Regions from separate parts of the Homo sapiens genome. Here region 1 is linked to region 2. Evidence: read pairs that join two places in POLR2A ChIA-PET (ENCODE). Cell type or tissue: Panc1. All regions are shown on one strand. Each heading gives the region's core, and the rest is flanking DNA. Links, peaks and the distances in the headings are about the cores only.

The links. ChIA-PET counts read pairs that join two places held together with the same protein. Peaks named below come from ENCODE experiments on the same cell type or tissue, not always from the same donor. Only the 100,000 strongest peaks of a DNase experiment are listed, where the experiment ranks them.
Region 1: POLR2A ChIA-PET joins it to region 2 with 9 read pairs; 6 of 35 experiments call an interaction of 5 or more read pairs at or near these places.

What each region holds. Positions count from the first base shown.
Region 1 is chr1:150,056,946-150,065,446 of GRCh38, reverse strand. It overlaps LOC124904413 (a long non-coding RNA gene), which reads right to left. Exons shown (of 3, transcript XR_007066598.1): 3 at 7,924-7,988. It also overlaps a transcript of OTUD7B not described here. Among named protein-coding and RNA genes, the nearest start is that of VPS45, 6.6 kb to the left of the region's middle. In Panc1, for the core only: no CTCF peak of the experiment used is centred there; a DNase peak (open chromatin) is centred at 3,650; H3K27ac peaks cover 892 bases.
Region 2 is chr1:150,111,058-150,119,558 of GRCh38, reverse strand. All of the region lies in intron 14 of VPS45 (vacuolar protein sorting 45 homolog), which reads right to left. Among named protein-coding and RNA genes, the nearest start is that of PLEKHO1, 35 kb to the left of the region's middle. In Panc1, for the core only: no CTCF peak of the experiment used is centred there; no DNase peak of the experiment used is centred there.

The DNA of each region.
Region 1 (8,501 bases), core at 145-8,144, 54 kb after region 2:
AAATTTGTTTTCACTGGGTCCAAGAAATCAGTGCTTTAAGGATAGAAAACAGGAAGTCAAAAAATGCAGTATTGGTCAGGCACGTGGCTTACTCCTGTAATCCCAACACTTTGGAAGGCCAAGGCGAGGCCAATCGTTTGAGTCCAGAAGTTCAAGACCAGCTTAGACAATATGATGAAACTCTGTCTGTACAAAAAAATACAAAAAATTAGTTGGGCATGGTGGCCAGCGCCTCCAGTCCCAGCTACTTGGGAGGCTGAGATGGGAGGATCACCTGAGCCCAGGAGGTTGAGGTTACAGTGTGCCACTGCACTGCAGCCTGGGTGACAGAGTGAGACCTGTCTCCAAAAAAAAAAGCACTATTTACATTTGTACATTTTATTTAGGCTTGTAAATATGTAAGTTAAATAATCAGGAATGATTATCTAAATAATTAAATGTACTTCAGCTTTCTCCATGTATACTATTTAGAGGTTTAACTGCCCATTTTGTGTTTAATCAAAATCATGATTTTCCCCCACCAGAGCTCAAGGCTTCAACACAAAACAAAGAATATGTAAATAAGCTTCAGCATAATTATAATAACAATATGGCCAACTCAGTTATTTTAGATTATTAATTCTCTATTTACTATAATCCTTGTTGCTTCATGTTAACACTTCTCTCATAAGCCATGGATAGGAAGGAAGTAAAGATGAAATTCAATGAAACTGAAGTTAATTAGATTTCCTACTTGATAACAATTGAAAAAAATATTTGCATAAAGAATGGCAGTATTGGCCAGGCACAGTGGTTCATGCCTGTAATCCTAGCACTTTGGGAGGCTAAGTCAGGAGGATTGCTTGAGCCCAGGAATTTGAGACCAACCTGGGCAACATAGCTAAACCTTGTCTCTACACAAAATTTAAAAATTAGCTAGGTGTAGCGGGTACATCTGTGGTCCCAGCTACTTGAGAAGCGTGCGGTAGGATTGCTTGAGCCCTGGAAATCGAGGCTGCAGTGAGCCATGTTCATGCCACTGCACTCCAGGCAACAGAGTGAGACTCTGCCAGAAAGAAAAGAAAAGAAAAAAGAGAAGAGAAGAGAAGAGAGAAAAGAAGAAAGAAAGAGAAAGAAAGAAAGGATTACTTGTGTCATACAACTAGTATTTGTGCAGTGTTCTTAATTTCTCTAACCATTTCTTCATCAGATAAATGGTAATAACGTAACCTACCTCATGAATTTGTGAGAATTAAATGAAATAATGTGCAAAAAAGTATTTTACACAGTGCCTGGTGCATAGTAAATGCTCAATAAATATCAGCTTCGATTATTAGAAATCAAAAGGTAAACATGTTTTAGCTTATTTTTCACTTATGGTTATATGTATTTCCCATTGACAAGAAAATTTAAACATAGAATCAATTTCAGAAAATGTCATCCATAGCTTCTAAATATAATTTCCATTAAGACTTGATCTTGTATTACTATACAATAATAGAAATACTAATGGGAAGATTTGACCTGCTCCATCATAATTTGTAAAACATGCAATTTTTATGAAGAAAAAACTTAGGAAAAATATGCTTCAAGTGATTTCAGAGGCTTAGTGTCTACGCAGCCTCAAATCAAACAGAATTTGTTAAATTTTCATCACAGTTCACCAACTGTGATGTGCTGAGCTTTATGGTAGCAAAAGCATTTAATAGCTTTAAATCATTGAGTAAAAATTATCTGCATGAAGAGTTCTGTCTGCACATTCAATAATTTCAGTGATTCCACCTTTCTGAGTAGGTAAATTGATAATAGCCACAGTGAGAATATTATAGCTGAGTTGGCTTGTAGCATGACTACCAACCAGCTATCAAATCCTGTGCAGACTCCTTTAAAATAACGATCCTGAATTCATACTTTTTATTACAAATAAGTTCACCATTTGTAGCATTTTGAGATGGCCAAAGAAACTGGATTTCTGTATTGCAACCACTCCACAGCAAGAAACATTTCTTTTTTTTTCTTTGAGACGGTCTTGCTCTGTCACCCAGGCTGGAGTGCAGTGGTGCCATCTTGGTTCACTGCAACCTCTGCCTCTGGGTTCTAGTGATTATCATGCCTCAGCCTCCTCAATAACTGGCACTACAGGTGCCCGCCACCAAACTGGCTAATTTTTGTATTTTTAGTACAGGCAGGGTTTCACCATGTTGGCCAGGCTGGTCTCGAACTCCTGGCCTCAAGTGATCTGCCTGCCTTGGCCTCCCAAAGTGCTGGGATTATAGGCATGAGCCACCATGCCTAGCCTAGAACCATTTCTATCTGCAGAAACTACAGGTAATATACTCAGAGACCTGAGTAACTGAAAATTTAGTTAAATAAGATCTTTGCATTCCCAAGGATGAAATGATCTAGTCTGAGTGAAATTTTTGGTGATTTGAGCTTGTTATAAGTATAAGTCAGGGCCAGCCTTGGTGGGTCACGCCTGTAATCCCAGCACTTTGGGAGGCGGAGATGGGTGGATCACTTGAGGTCAGGAGTTTGAGACCAGCCTGATCAACATGGTGAAACTCTGATTCTACTAAAAATACACAATTAGCCGGGCGTGGTGGTGCATGCCTGTAATCCCAGGTACTCAGGAGGCTGAGGCAGGAGAATCGCTTAAACCCGGGAGGTGGAGGTTGCAGTGAGCCGAGATCGCGCGCCATTGCAGTCCAGCCTGGGCAACAAGAGTGAAACTCCGTCTCAAAAAAAAAAAAAAAAAAAAAGAAAGAAGAAGAAAAAGAAAACAAATGTATGTCAGGTTTCCCCCTTCACTTTTTAATCAGTTCTAGACCATTTTATAGATTAGCAGCTTTCAAAATGTAGACTGTGCACTATGGTAGTTTTGTAAGTTGCTCTGATATATAAAATAGAATGTGCTTTTGTTTAAGAGAGATTCCTAGCTAACACAGGTAGAAAAGAACAGTTGCTCAGAGTAAGACATAATTTCTTGGCAAAAGATTAGAAAAGGGAATTCGCTGAAAATGAAATAAATGACTAGTAAACATTCGAAGAGATGCTCAATGGTAATCTAAAAAATGCAAATTAAAGTCACAATGGAATTACCATTTCATATCCAAAAATTAAAATGTCTGATAATACCAAGTGTTGGTGAAAATGTAGAACAACACTTCATATATTGCCAGCAGAAGTGTAAAAATTGGTATAACATTTTGGAGAGCAATGTGGACATTAAAAAGCTAAAGATATACTGTACATACTCTTGTACTCAAAAATTCGTCCCCTTGGTATATTTCCCTCTTCCTTCCATGGAAACTCCCAAGGAAGCTTCCTTTCTTTGTTCCGTGAAAGGGCCATATGTGCAAAGTGGCCCCCAAATGCTGAAGGAGCTGAGAAGGCAAAGAAGGAGGCAGACAAATCCAGTTTGTCAGTTTTGAGTGATTTATTAGGGGAATGTACAGACAGAAATATGGTTCTGGGCAGCTGCATGACAGGTAGATCTCTGCATCGAAACCTTCCAGACCCAGGGCTTATATCTTAGGGAAAGTATATGTGATCTGGAAGGAGTATGTAGGTGGCTGTGGGCATCACAGCCTATGATTTCTGCAATTGCATCAAGTGTGGTTTAGGAGGAAACTTACAGTGAATAGAAGTTCTTACATAAAGACTAATACATCATTTAGACATTCTGGAGGCATTCCCAGACTCGGGGTTAGTCAGAAGTTACGTGGCAGATTAGCATTTAAAATAAAGTCACTCTTGTCCCCACACTTGTTATTAGGCTAGGAGTAGCCAAGCAGGTCTTGGGGCAGCCAGAGCCCCTGGGCAGGTCACTGCTGGCTATGAACAGCCTCCTTTTTTTTACCTATATGCTTTTCCAAGATTTCCTATGTGCGGTCATGAAAGGAATTGGAAATCGTTGCCCTAGAGAACTCTCACATGTATGTGAGACACGTATGAGAATGTTCTTAACAGTATTGCTGATAATAGCAAAAAAGTTGAAAACAACCTAAATGTCCGTCAACAGAAGAATAAATAAATAAATCATGGTATGATTTTATAACAAAATACTATATTCATATTTAGCAGTTAAGACAAATAAACCAGAGTTAAGGGCATCCATATGGTTGACTCTCAAAAAGATGGTAGGGGTATAGAAACAACATACATAGTCCTTGTAGAGTATGATATTATTTATATAACATTTGAAAACATGCAAAAAATAATAGTATATTGTTTAGGGCTACAAACCTATAGATAGGTGTATGAAGAAATGCTACATGTGGCTGGGCACAGTGGCTTACGCCTATAATCCCAGCATTTGCGGGCCAAGGCAAGAGGATTGTTGGAGGCCAGAAGTTTGAGACCAGCCAGGACAACACAAGGAGACACCATCTCTACAAATTAAACAAAAAAAATTTTTTTTGTTTTTTGTTTTTTGTTTTAGTCAGCCGGGTGCGATGAGCTTGAGGCTGCAGTGAGCCATGAACGTTCCACTGCAGTCCAGCCTGGGGGACAGCAAGACCCGGTCTCAGAAAAAAAAGAAAAGAAAAGAAAAGAGAAAAAATAAATCCTACACGAGAATGATAACCAAATTCAATTAGTGGTTATTTCTAGCATGGGAGCAAGTGGGATGCCACTGGGAACCAGAGCATAGGTGCTTCAACTATAATGCTGATGCTTCATTTCTTAAGATGGGTAGAGGGTATGTGGATATTCCTCATATTTAATAATAGCTTTTTGCCTGTCTTACTGCATAATAAATATTTAATCTGACTTTACTGGTGGAAAGTCAACCTTCAGCCTCAGCTTTGGGCAGAATTAATTGCTGGATAAACTGTAACCTTCGTTCCTTCAGTAAATACCTATTGCATATCTTGTATGTCAGATGCTATGTAAGTTTGAGAGGGCTGCAATAACGAAGTACCCCCAGACTCAGTAGCTTAAACAATAGAAACGTATTTCCTCAATAGTTCTGGTGGCTAGATGTCTAAGGTCAAGTGTCAAAGGTTGGTTTCTTCTGAGGCCTCTCATAGATGGCTGTCTTCTCCTGTGTCTTCACATGGTCTCTATGTGGTGTCTGTGTCCTAATCTCCTAATCTCTTCTCATAAGGACACCAATCATATTAGGGCCCACCCTAATGACCTCGTTTAACCTTAATTACCTCTTTAAAGACCCTTTCTCCAAATGCAATCCCATACAGAGATACTGAAGGTCAGGACTTCAACACAGGAATTTTGCAGGGACACAGTTCATCACCTAACAGATGCTAACTGGTGAATAAATCCTTCAGCCCTAGATGTCACCTAATAGCCTGAAAATATGTGAGATGAGGCATTGAAATCTCACTGAAGGAGTCACGCTGATATTACTTGTATTTTCTCTTTTATATGCCAATATTAAATAGGAACATATGGCCCTACTTCTATCCTGGATTTTTTTTCTCTTTTAAACTATCTTCTATTTCATGAAATGGTTGAGATGACTAAAAATATTCTAAATCAAAAGACTGCTGGTTTTTTTTGTTTGTTTGCAATGGCAAACAGATGTAATGGATCATGTAATTCATATTGGTCTGAACCCTTCCAACTTTTAGCTGAATATTTTGTATTTACATTGTTATTAAGTTTTATGTTTATGTTTTAAAATAATTTTAAAATAATTTTTCTTTCTTTTTTTCCCTCTCTTTGAAGAGCAAGGCTGCTCCATAGGCAGTGTGCCCAGAGTAGCCGAGTTTTATGTTTATTTTAATGAACATATTAGTAAATGTTAATCTTCCCTACCTAGACTGGGCATTAAAGAAAGAATATGATGGTGGCTCGTGCCTGTAATCCCAGCACTTTAGGAGGCTGAGGCGGGCAGATCATCTGAGGTTGGGAGTTTAAGACCGAGCCTGACCAACATGGAAAAACCCCGTCTCTACTAAAAATACAAAATTAGCCGGGTGTGATGGCGCATGCCTGTAATCCCAGCTACTCGGGAGGCTGAGGCAGGAGAATCGATTGAACCTGGGAGGAGGAGGAGGCGGTGAGCCGAGATTGCGCCATTGCACTCCAGCCTGGGCAACAAGAGTGAAACTCTGTCTCAAAAAAAAAAAAGAAAGAATATGAAAAGTGGCCAGGTGCGGTGGCTCATGTCTGTAATCCCAGCATTTTGGGAGGCGGGGGGGGGGGGGGTGGATCACGAGGTCAGGAGTTCAAGACCAGCCTGGCCAAGATGGTGAAACCCTGTCTCTAGTAAAAACTACAAAAATTAGCCAGGTGTGGTGGCAGGCACCTGTAATCCCAGCTACTCAGGAGGCTGAGGCAGAAGAATCGCTTGAACCTGGGCGGCAGAGGTTGCAGTGAGCCGAGATCACACCACTGCACTCCAGCCTGGCCAAGAGAGTAAGACTCCGTCACAAAAAAAAAAAAAAAAAAGAAAAGAAAGTAAGAAAGTATATATTTGCATTCAGTACCTTAATTTGTCAGTATTCTTTAAAAATGTCTAATACATAATATATTTACTTTAAAACACAGATTTGGTATATTTTGTAAGAAAATTATAAAATAAGAAATTTATTGTAAAAGAAATATTTTTTCCTAACTAGTCTCTGACAGATAAGCATAAAGAATACCTAAAATACCTTTTATACTGGATGTTTTATTGTGCTTTTCTCTTCTAAAGTGAGATTGAAAGGCTGTCTAATGAAATACCAAGCTACTTAAACCACCAATTTGGAGATTAATGTGGTATGACATATCTTATTGTTTATTTCCTTAAAACTCAATGTGTTTGGGAAATGTTGATCAAACTTTAATGTGCATGTACAAATCTCCTGGGGATTCATCAAGTGTGGATCTTGCTAAAATGAAGATTTTTTAGTCAATGGATCTGGGATGAGGTCTTATTACATCATGTATTTTTATTTATTTAATTTATTTACTTATTTTTATTTTTCAAGACAGGGTCACCCAGTCTCAAAAAATAAACAGCCTGTCACCCAGGCTGGAGTGCAGTGCTACAATCATAACTCGGCTTACTGCAACCTCAAACTCCTGGTCTCAGGTGACCCTCCTCCCTCAGCCTCCTGAGTAGCTGGGAGTACAGGGATGTGCTACCATGCCCATTAATTTATTTGTATTTTTTTGTAGAGACAGGATTTTTCCATGTTGCCCAGGCTGATCTCGAACTCCTGGACTCAAGTGATTGGCCCCGCCTTGGTCTCCCAAAGTGCTGGGATTAAAGGCACCAGCCTATATCCTTTGTTTTTAACTAGCTCCAGATGATGTTGGTGCTGGCGTTCCATGGACCACATTTTGAGTAGCAAAGCAGTAGAGGGTCAAGATTATTGGGGGCTGAGCGAATACAAGGAGATTGAGTAGTTTTTGTTCTCTTTCCGTTGAGCTTTAATACTATTCTTTACCCCTAAATCTTCTGTCCCACAATCCTTCATCCAATTCTATTAGTATTTGCCCCTTAAAATGGGCTCATAATTATGCTCCAAGGGCATTTGGGCAGTGCTTTCACTTGTCATACTTTTCTGCTTTAGGCTTGGTTCAGACCTTTTGAGTTAAGCTGTGATGTTAGCTAGCTATACATTTCTGTTTATTCATACTTATTGCCTTAGCACAGTCATATCTCTACATTCTTAGAGTAAGGATTACTGAGTCTACATGTTTAAAACATTATGATAATGAAAAGTACTTTATTGGACAAATCCTAACAGAATGCTGTTTCACTGTATATAATGTTTTAGAGTATCAAGACACAGAACCTCAGAATCATGGGCAATAATTTTATTTCATGATTAAAAACTAATGAACACCTCTAAGAGAAAAGACTGAATCCTTTCATTTTAAAATAGTTGTTCTTACTACTTACAAATACAAGATTATTGTGTATCGTCATCATCCAATCTCCTTACAGAAGCATGTAGTATATGGAGAAGACAGTTGACCCATGGAGAACTATTCTTAGCTCCTCTGCCAGTGACACTAGTCAACTCATGGGAGAACTTACCAATTTGGCCTCTCTGAGAATAAAGAGGAAGATAAATTAATAAGGTTTGGATTATAGATTTTAAGAAAATTGTTACTTTTTCAACTTCTTATTTTGAAATTTAAAACTTACAGAAAAGTTGCAAAAATAGAGAGTTCCCTTATACTCTTTACCAAACTTCCTTCAATATTAACTTCTTACATAACCATAGTACAAAGACCAAAACTGGGAAATTATCATTGGTAAAATACTATTAACTAAATTACTCTTTCTAAGCACACTGGTCAGTTGTTTCGTAGAATATCCGTCAATATGGGTTTATCTAATGTTTTCTCATTATTAGATTGAGATTGTGCATTTTTGGCAGAAATATCAAAAAAGTGATGTAGCCTTCTCAATATCATGGCATACATAATGTTGATATATCTTATCATTGGTGATATTAACTTTGATCACTTGGTTTACCTGGTGTCTGCAGGCTTTCTCCACTGTAAAATTACTATTTTTCTCCTTGTAATTAACATATGTCATATGGAGAGATGTGTTG
Region 2 (8,501 bases), core at 359-8,358:
ACGTATACCATTTTCTAATCTCCCTAGTCTCTCAAAAAGCTACTTCTGTGCTGCAGAGCTCTTGAGGTCAAGGCTGCATTTTTGTCACTAATTCTTTTGGCCTGTTTCCTTAAGAAATAACCCATATATTACAGAGAAAATTATACACTAAAACTCCTACAAAATTAAACCCTAATAATTCACAGAAACAAATTATTCAATGTTTTCTCCTCCATATCATATTATTGCTAGTTCACTGCAGCCCTACTATATCCAGGTATAAAACTGATTTTTAAAAAATATTAGCCTTTCCATTACTGAGAGTCTAAGATTCCAATATGTATTAAGAGTTGTAAACTTACTAAATATGTTAGTAATACCCAAGGTATCCTACATTCATCATGAAAATTGAGCCTTTCCATTCAAAGGTGAAACTATTGCTTTCAGTTACTTAAGCCTTCACAATAACTGGCCTCTGAAATATAAATTCCATAATCTTCTTACTGGTATGATAAATTTCACTATTTACTTATTGGCTAGGGCTATCTATTTACAAAAGTAAACTATAAACACTTGATATTGAATCATTTATGTGTTGCAAAAATCAACTAATATTTTTTCCTGTTTGGTGATTGCCATAGCAACTCCCTCTTTGCAAAAGTTTCTTTGGTCAGGAAGCCAGTGAACAATTCTGTCCAAAATTTTATTGAATCTTTATTGCTAAGATATCTGCTCAAATGTAATACAGTGTACTGCTTAGCATGCTATTAGGTCACACAGAGATACCAACGCTGACAATAGCTGGAAGAATCTAGCATAAGGCCTTCGCAGGACTGCCTTACCTTCTTAATTTTATATAAGGATGATTTGTTGAGGCCGGGTGCGGTGGCTCACTCTTGTAATCCCAGCACTTTGGGAGGCCAAGGCAGGTGGATCACTTGAGGTCCAGAGTTCGAGACCAGCCTGGCCAACATGGTGAAACCCCGTCTCTACCAAAAATACAAAAATTAGCCAGGTGTGGTGGTGCACGCCTGTAGTGCCAGCTACTCTGGAGGCTGAGGCAGGAGAATTGCTTGAATCCGGGAGGCAGAGGTTGCAGTGAGCTGAGATCAAACCACTGCACTCCAGCCTGGGCGACAGAGCAAGACTCCGTCCCCAAAAAAACAAAAGGTCATTTGTCAGGAACTTGAACACTAATTTAAGGAAAACCCTAGATGTTTCATTTTTTTTTCTTTTTTCTACTTTTTTGAACAGAAAATGAAGTTTTATTCATAGTACCTTTTTTTTTTTTTTTTTGAGACAGGGTCTTGCCCTGTCACCCAGGCTGGAGTGCAATGGTGCCATCTCAGCTCACTGCAAACTCTGTCTCCTGGGTTCAAGTGATTCTCGTGCCTCAGCCTCCCGAGTAGCTGGGATTACAGGCACACACCATCACACCCAACTAATTTTTGTATTTTTTAGTGGAGACGAGGTTTCACCATGTTGGGCAGGCTGGTCTCGAACTCCTGGCCTCAAGTGATATGCCTGCCTTGGCCTTCCACAGTGCTCAAAATGCTGAGATTACAGGCGTGAGCCACCGTGCCCAGCCCATAGCACTATTAATTAGTCAAACACATCTAAAACATGTATTTTTGTATGTACTATGACTAAATTACAAAGACATATAAAAAATCTTTACTAATCTATCTTTCTATCTAAATCCAACTTATATTATTTATTTTGAGACAGGGTCTTGCTCTGTCACCCAGGCTGGAGTGCAGTGGTACGATCTCAGCTTACTACAGCCTCCGCCTCCCGGACTCAAGCGATTCTCCTGCCTCAGCCTCCCAAGTACCTGAGACCACAGGTGGCGCCACCACACCTGGCTACTTTTTTGTATTTTTGGTAGAGATGGAGTTTCGCCACATTGCGCAGGCTGGTCTCAAACTCCTGAGTTCAAGCAATCTGCCCACTTCGGTCTCCCAAAGTGCTGGGATTACAGGCCTGAGCCACGATGCCTGGCCCCCAACTTATTTTTAATTTTTTATTTTTACTTATTTATTTATTTATTTATTTTTGAGACAGAGTCTCACTCTTGCTGCCCAGGCTGGAGTGCAGTGGTGCGATCTCGGCTCACTGCAACCTCCGCCTCCCAGGTTCAAACGATTCTCCTGCCTCAGCCTCCTGAGTAGCTGGGACTATAGGTGCCTGTCACCATGCCTGGCTAATTTTTGTATTTTTAGTAGAGATGGGGTTTCCCCATGTTGGCCAGGCTCCTCTCAAACTCATGACCTCAGGTGATCCGCCCACCTTGGCCTCCCAAAGTGCTGGGATTACAGGCATGACCCACCATGCCTGGCCCCCCTACTTATTATTATTATTATTATTTTATTATTTTTTGAGACGGAGTCGCCCTCTGTAGCCCAGGCTGGAGTGCAGTGGCACAGTCTCGGCTCACTGCAACCTCTGCTTCCCAGGTTCAAGTGATTCTCCTGCCTCAGCCTCCTGAGTAGCTGGGACTACAGGTGCACGCCACCACGCCCAGCTAATTTTTGTATTTTTAGTAGAGATGGGGTTTCACTGTGATAGCCAGGATGGTCTCGATCTTCTGACCTCATGATCCGCCTGCCTCGGCCTCCTAAAGTGCTAGGATTACAGGTGTGATCCACTGCACCTGGCCTATTTTTTTAAATGGAGATATATATGTTTAATTTTAACCTGCTGATATTTCAGATTAAAGGGATGATGCTACAATTCTTAGTCCCTGGCCATAAGGCTACAAATAGTGAGAAATATTAACTCTCAGAGGAATCACTTAAGGGTCAAATCATCTTTTTGAATTCTGATATGGAAGCCTATTTAAAAGCATATGATTAACTAAACATTCATGAAATAACTCATTTGGATCAAGAAGACAAAATCCCATATGGCTACCATCAAGTAATAAAACCTTCTGCACCCTAAATTATTAAATATTATTTAGAGAATAATGCAGCATTAGGCATTCAAGTAATACTGAGGAAGGAAATGCATAGTGGTTAAAAGCATGGGTTCTGGCTTCCAATACTAGCTCCATCTCTTACTAGTCATGTTTACTTGAATAAGTTAATCTCTCTGTGCCTCAGTTTCCATATATAAAGATAATAATAGTACAAACTTTATGTGAGGATTCAATGAATTAATAGATTTAAAGTACTTTCAGTACAGTGCCTAGCATACAGTATCTACTCAATAAGTATGAACTATTATTGCTTTATTAGCAGCAAAGGGAGACACTTGAAAAAATAGCTCTAATAATATTATGTCACTTCTGTGCTCAAAAATATTCAAGAGGTGCCCTTGAATTAGGTACAAAACCCTCAGTTTGACATTTTAGGATGCATGGCTATCCTTCCAAATCATATCATCTACTGATGTTCAAAATGGAGTTTCTATAATGTCACTACCATTTTATCCACTCCCAAGATCATAACCACACTGACACTTCCATTTCTAGAATTAAGGGAGATTATATAAGGTGAAAATTATCTTGTAATAAAACACATACAAATGCAGGATAAAAAATGACAAACATTCTTTTAAATGAATATCTAACTTCTTTGGAAAGTGAGAGGAATTGCTAAGGGTCAGCACAAAAAGGGAACCAAAACTTAGCTTGATAAGTATAAACTGATGCTACAACTATCTAATAGGTGTGTGCCAGTGTTATTAAACAAGGGCACTGTGTTTTAGTAGCCACAGAGGGTCAGGAAAGAAGGCTTAGGCCTCGGTAAGAAAATAAATCAAAATTGAGATTTCCATGTAATATAGAGACCCTCACTGAAAAAGTGGACTAAAAAAATCTATCTGCACAAGGAGATATGCTTTGCAAGGTTCAGGAACCCTTATGTATAGCAACTAACATAAAAATGATTCCAGACTGACAATGCTCTTGGGGTACCTAGCAAAAATGAAAGAAGAATATGCAAGAGAGATGTATCTTGAATGTCAGCTCCTCACGGGTGCTATAGATAAAATCCTTCTTAAGATAACTCATAAGTCAAAATCACAGAACACATGCAGAAATGCTTCATCATGAGTTAATGTTAGCAGATATAACAGCAGAATTAGACCTACACATACTTCAGATTATAGAGTTAATGTGGTTTAGGAAAAATAAAGGATTTGAAAACATGAGAAAAAAAGAGGATACTAACAAAAACATCAGGCAAATTTGAAAAAGAAGCAAAATAGAACTCGTGAGCATAAAAATATAATATTAGTGGACTTAGTAGACAAATTAAACATAGATTAGATATAGCTGAAGAAAGAATTACTAAACTGGAACACTGATCTGAAAAAATTATACAGAAGACAGCACAGACAGATAGCAGATGGATAACATAAATGAGAGATTAAGAGACCTGAAGAATAGATGAAGGTTTAACATATATCTCACAGTAATTCCAGAAGGATAGACAACAGGAGATGAAAGAGAAGCAACAGTCAAAGAAATAATGACTGTAAAATTTCCAGAAATTATGCCAAACATGACTTTTTCATACCAAGTAATACAGCATTCCATTGTTGTCTTACTTTTAAGTAAGTGAAAATTATCAACCTGAAATTCTAAACTTGGCTGAATTAAGACACTTTTAGACAAAGGCATCAAAATGAACAATAGCTGAAAAAAATACTAAAGTTTTTTTTTTTTTTTAAGACAGGGTCTTGTTCAGATAGGCTGGGGGGTGGTGACATGATCACGGCTCACTGCAGCCTCAATCTCCCAGGCTTGTGATCTTCCCACCTCAGCCTCCCAAGTAGCTGGGACCACAGACACATGCTACCATGCCCAGCTAATTTTTGTGTTTTTTTGTAGAGACAAAGTTTCACCATGTTGCCCAGCCTGAACTCCTTGAACTCCTCTTGAATTCCTGGGCTCAAGCAATCCGCCTGCCTTGGCCTCCCAAAGTGCTGGGATTACAGGTGTGAGCCACCATGCCTAGTCCATGCCCAGCTAATTTTACCTTTTTTTTTTTTTTAGAAACAGAGTCACTCTATATTGCTCAGGTTTGGTCTTAAACTTCTGAGCTCAAATGATCCTCCCGCCATGGCCTCCTAAACTACTGGCCAATAATTTTTTTTTTTTTTTTTGAGATGGTGTTTTGCTCTGTTGCCCAGGCTGGAGTGCAGTGACTCGATCTTGGCTCACTGCAACCTCCACCTCCCCGGTTCAAGCAATTCTCCAGCCTCCTGAGTAGCTGGGATTACAGGCATGTGCCACCACGCCTGGCTAATTGTTGCATTTTTCAGGAGAGATGGGATTTCACCATGTTGGCCAGGCTGGTCTTGAATTCCTGACCTCAAGTGATCTGCCCACCTCGGCCTCCCAAAGCGCTGGGAGTACAGGCATGGGATTCAGGCAAGAGTGTTCTTTAGTTAGAAGAAAATTGGATTGAAGAAAGAGCCAGGAGGAAAGAAACAAAGTGGAGGGGGAAAAGGGGGCAAATATGTGAGTAAATATAGATAAACATTAACTACTGAAAATAATGATTAATTTGGGAATTTAAAAAGGTAAAACCAAAACACTGGACAATGATAGTGTACAAATTGGGAGGAAAGTGATTACAGTTAAAACATTTTAATATTCTTATATTATTTGTGAGAAAGGCAGAAATAGATTAAGTGTAGCCTTTATTTCTTCTTCTTCTTCTTCTTTTTTTCTTTGAGACAGAGTCTCTCTCTGTCACCCAGGCTGGAATGCAGTGGCATGATTTCGGCTCACTGCAACCTCTACCTCCCAGGTTCAAGCATTCTCCTGCCTCAGCCTCCTGAGTAGCTGGGACTACAGGCGCCTGCCACCACGCCTGGCTAATTTTTGTATTTTTAGTAGAGACGGGGTTTCACCATGTTGGCCAGGCTGGTCTCAAACTCCTGACCTCAAATGATCTACCCACCTTGGCCTCCCAAAGTGCTGGGATTACAGGTGGGAGCCACCACGCCTGGCTTATTTCTTCTTTTATTCAAAAAATATCTTTTAAGAACAGGTAAAACTAATCTACGGTGACAGAAGTCATAATAATGAATACTTTGCACGGATTTGTGACAAGGAGGGAGCATGAGGAATAAGAAAGGCTGCTGGGGGTGCTGGCAATGTGCTATTTCTTGATCATTACACTCAGAGGTCATCTCATAGATATATTCACTTTGCAATGTTTTACTGAGCTGTTTATCATTTATATACTTTTCCGTACATAATGAAATAACTGTGTGTAAGTGTATGTATGTGGTATCACAGAAAGATATTTGGTCTTTGTCCCCATTCTTGGCACAGAGCTCCTAATTCCCTAAGAATTTTCTGAGTACTGAGGGTGACGGGAGTGTCTTTTGTTTCAATGAGATGACTCTTGGTGGGCCTCTAGATAGCTTCAGGATGAGGGCTAGTTGCCGGAAAGGCCAAGCCTTAATAAGAAACTTTGAATTTTCAGTCCCACCCCTGAACCTCCAGGGTGGGGAAAACAGTTGGAGCCTGAATCAATCACCAGGGGCTAATGATTTAATCAAGCATGCCCACATAACGAAACCTCCATAAAAACCCCTACCCAATAGTGTTCGAAGAGTTTGTGGGTTGGTGAACGTATCAAGGTGCTGGGGTGGGGTGGGTGTTCCTAGAGCAGGCATGGAGACTCCACACCCCACCCCTATACCTTGCCCTATGCATCTCTTACATTTGGCTGTTCCTGAGTTGTATCCTTTGTAATAACTGGCAAATGCAGTAAAGTGGTTTCCTGAGTTGTGTGAACTGTTCTAGTAAATTATCAAACCTGAGGAAGGGGTCATGGGAACCCCTGATTTACAACCAGTCACTCCCGAAATACGGGTGGTCTGGAACTTGTGACTGGCATCTGAAGTAGGGGTGGTCTTGTGGGGTTAAGCCCTTTTAACTTTGAGATGAGATGCTAACTCCAGGTAGATCGTGTCAGAATTGAATCAAATTGCTAAATATCCAGTTGGTGTCTGGAGAATTGGAAAAATGGTGTTGGGAAAGACATGGTGTATTTGGTGTCAAGAAGAAAAAAGCCCCTCACTGTAATATTTCTCACTGTAATATTTCTGTAGAAGTTATAAAAGGAAACCCTACAGCACAGTTTACACAAAACTAAAATTCTGATAGACTGTAAAGATATCATGTTAAATATGTATCCTAAAAATAATTTTTAAAATGCATCTTAGTATTTATATAATCTTGTGTAGGAAATAACTTTCTAGGCATGACACCAAAGGCAGAAATCACAGGTAACTGTGACCATATAAAATTAAAGTAATAACAACAAAACTTTTATACAACAAAACACTGTGAATAGTATAAAACAAAAATATAGAGGAAAAAGATTTGCAAAATAAATACTAGACAAATGGCCAATAACCTTATTTATATAAATAGAATTAAAAAAATTATTAAGAAAAAAAGGAATACTTCAATTGTGGAATGGGCAAAGAATATGAACTAGCAATTCACAAAAGAAATATATAAATAGCCAGTGAGTTCTGGACACTAACAAAGAGGTTAGTAATTGGCCCAAGTTTACAAAAATAGTAAGAGGGAAATCAGGATTCAAACCCAAGAAATCTTATCCAGTAAATATTTGTTTAATGAATGAATGATTATATATTTAACACTAGAAGACGTTTACATCAGACTGCAAAATGAAAGTTAAAACACAGAATGTACGATGAGATCCCTTTCTGCCCACACACTCATACAAACGTCTATACAGGCTTAAAAAAAGGCCTGAAAACACTAAAACGTAACAGTGGTTAGATTATGGAAACGTTTTTTCTCCTTGTACTTTCTGAATTAAAAATATTCAGAATATGCATATATTACTTCCATAATAAAGGAGAAAAGTTATATTAAAAACCAAATAATCATACAAAATTAAAAAGTATACAAATACTTTTAATGACTCCCAATTATCTAGAATACATGGCTCAGCATGGATCTCTCAGGGTCCCCAATCTTTAGATTCAACAATCATGTCACGGTTCTCCAGTCTTTTCCTCTTCTACCTTTAGCTGCCAAATTAATCCTCCTAAAACACCGTGAGTTTCTTGTAATCACTACTTTCAATAATTCCCCATTTTCTATGTAAAAAAGTAGAAATTCCCAAGCCTGGCACTCAAGGCCTTCCACAATGATGGCATTCAATCATCCTTTCACTTTATTACACACATTCCAGCTAGTCAACTATTTGCTGTTCTTTGTGTATGTATGTTGCCTACAGCTTTTATAACTTGTTCACGTGGTTAACTCTACCTAGAATGTGCTCTCCCTCCATATGTCCATTTTCACCCAAGGCTCAGCTAATATACTATCTTCTATGTGAAACATTTGCTAATTTCCCTTAGTCACTCTGAGAATCCTTGGCCCTTTTATCTGCCTCTCTGGGCACTTGTTTTCTTATTTTTAAATGTTCTTTCCTAATAGACAATAACTTGAGGTAGGATCTTTAGATTATTCATCTTTGTATTCTTACTGAATACTTGCTAAGTGAATAAAGTTA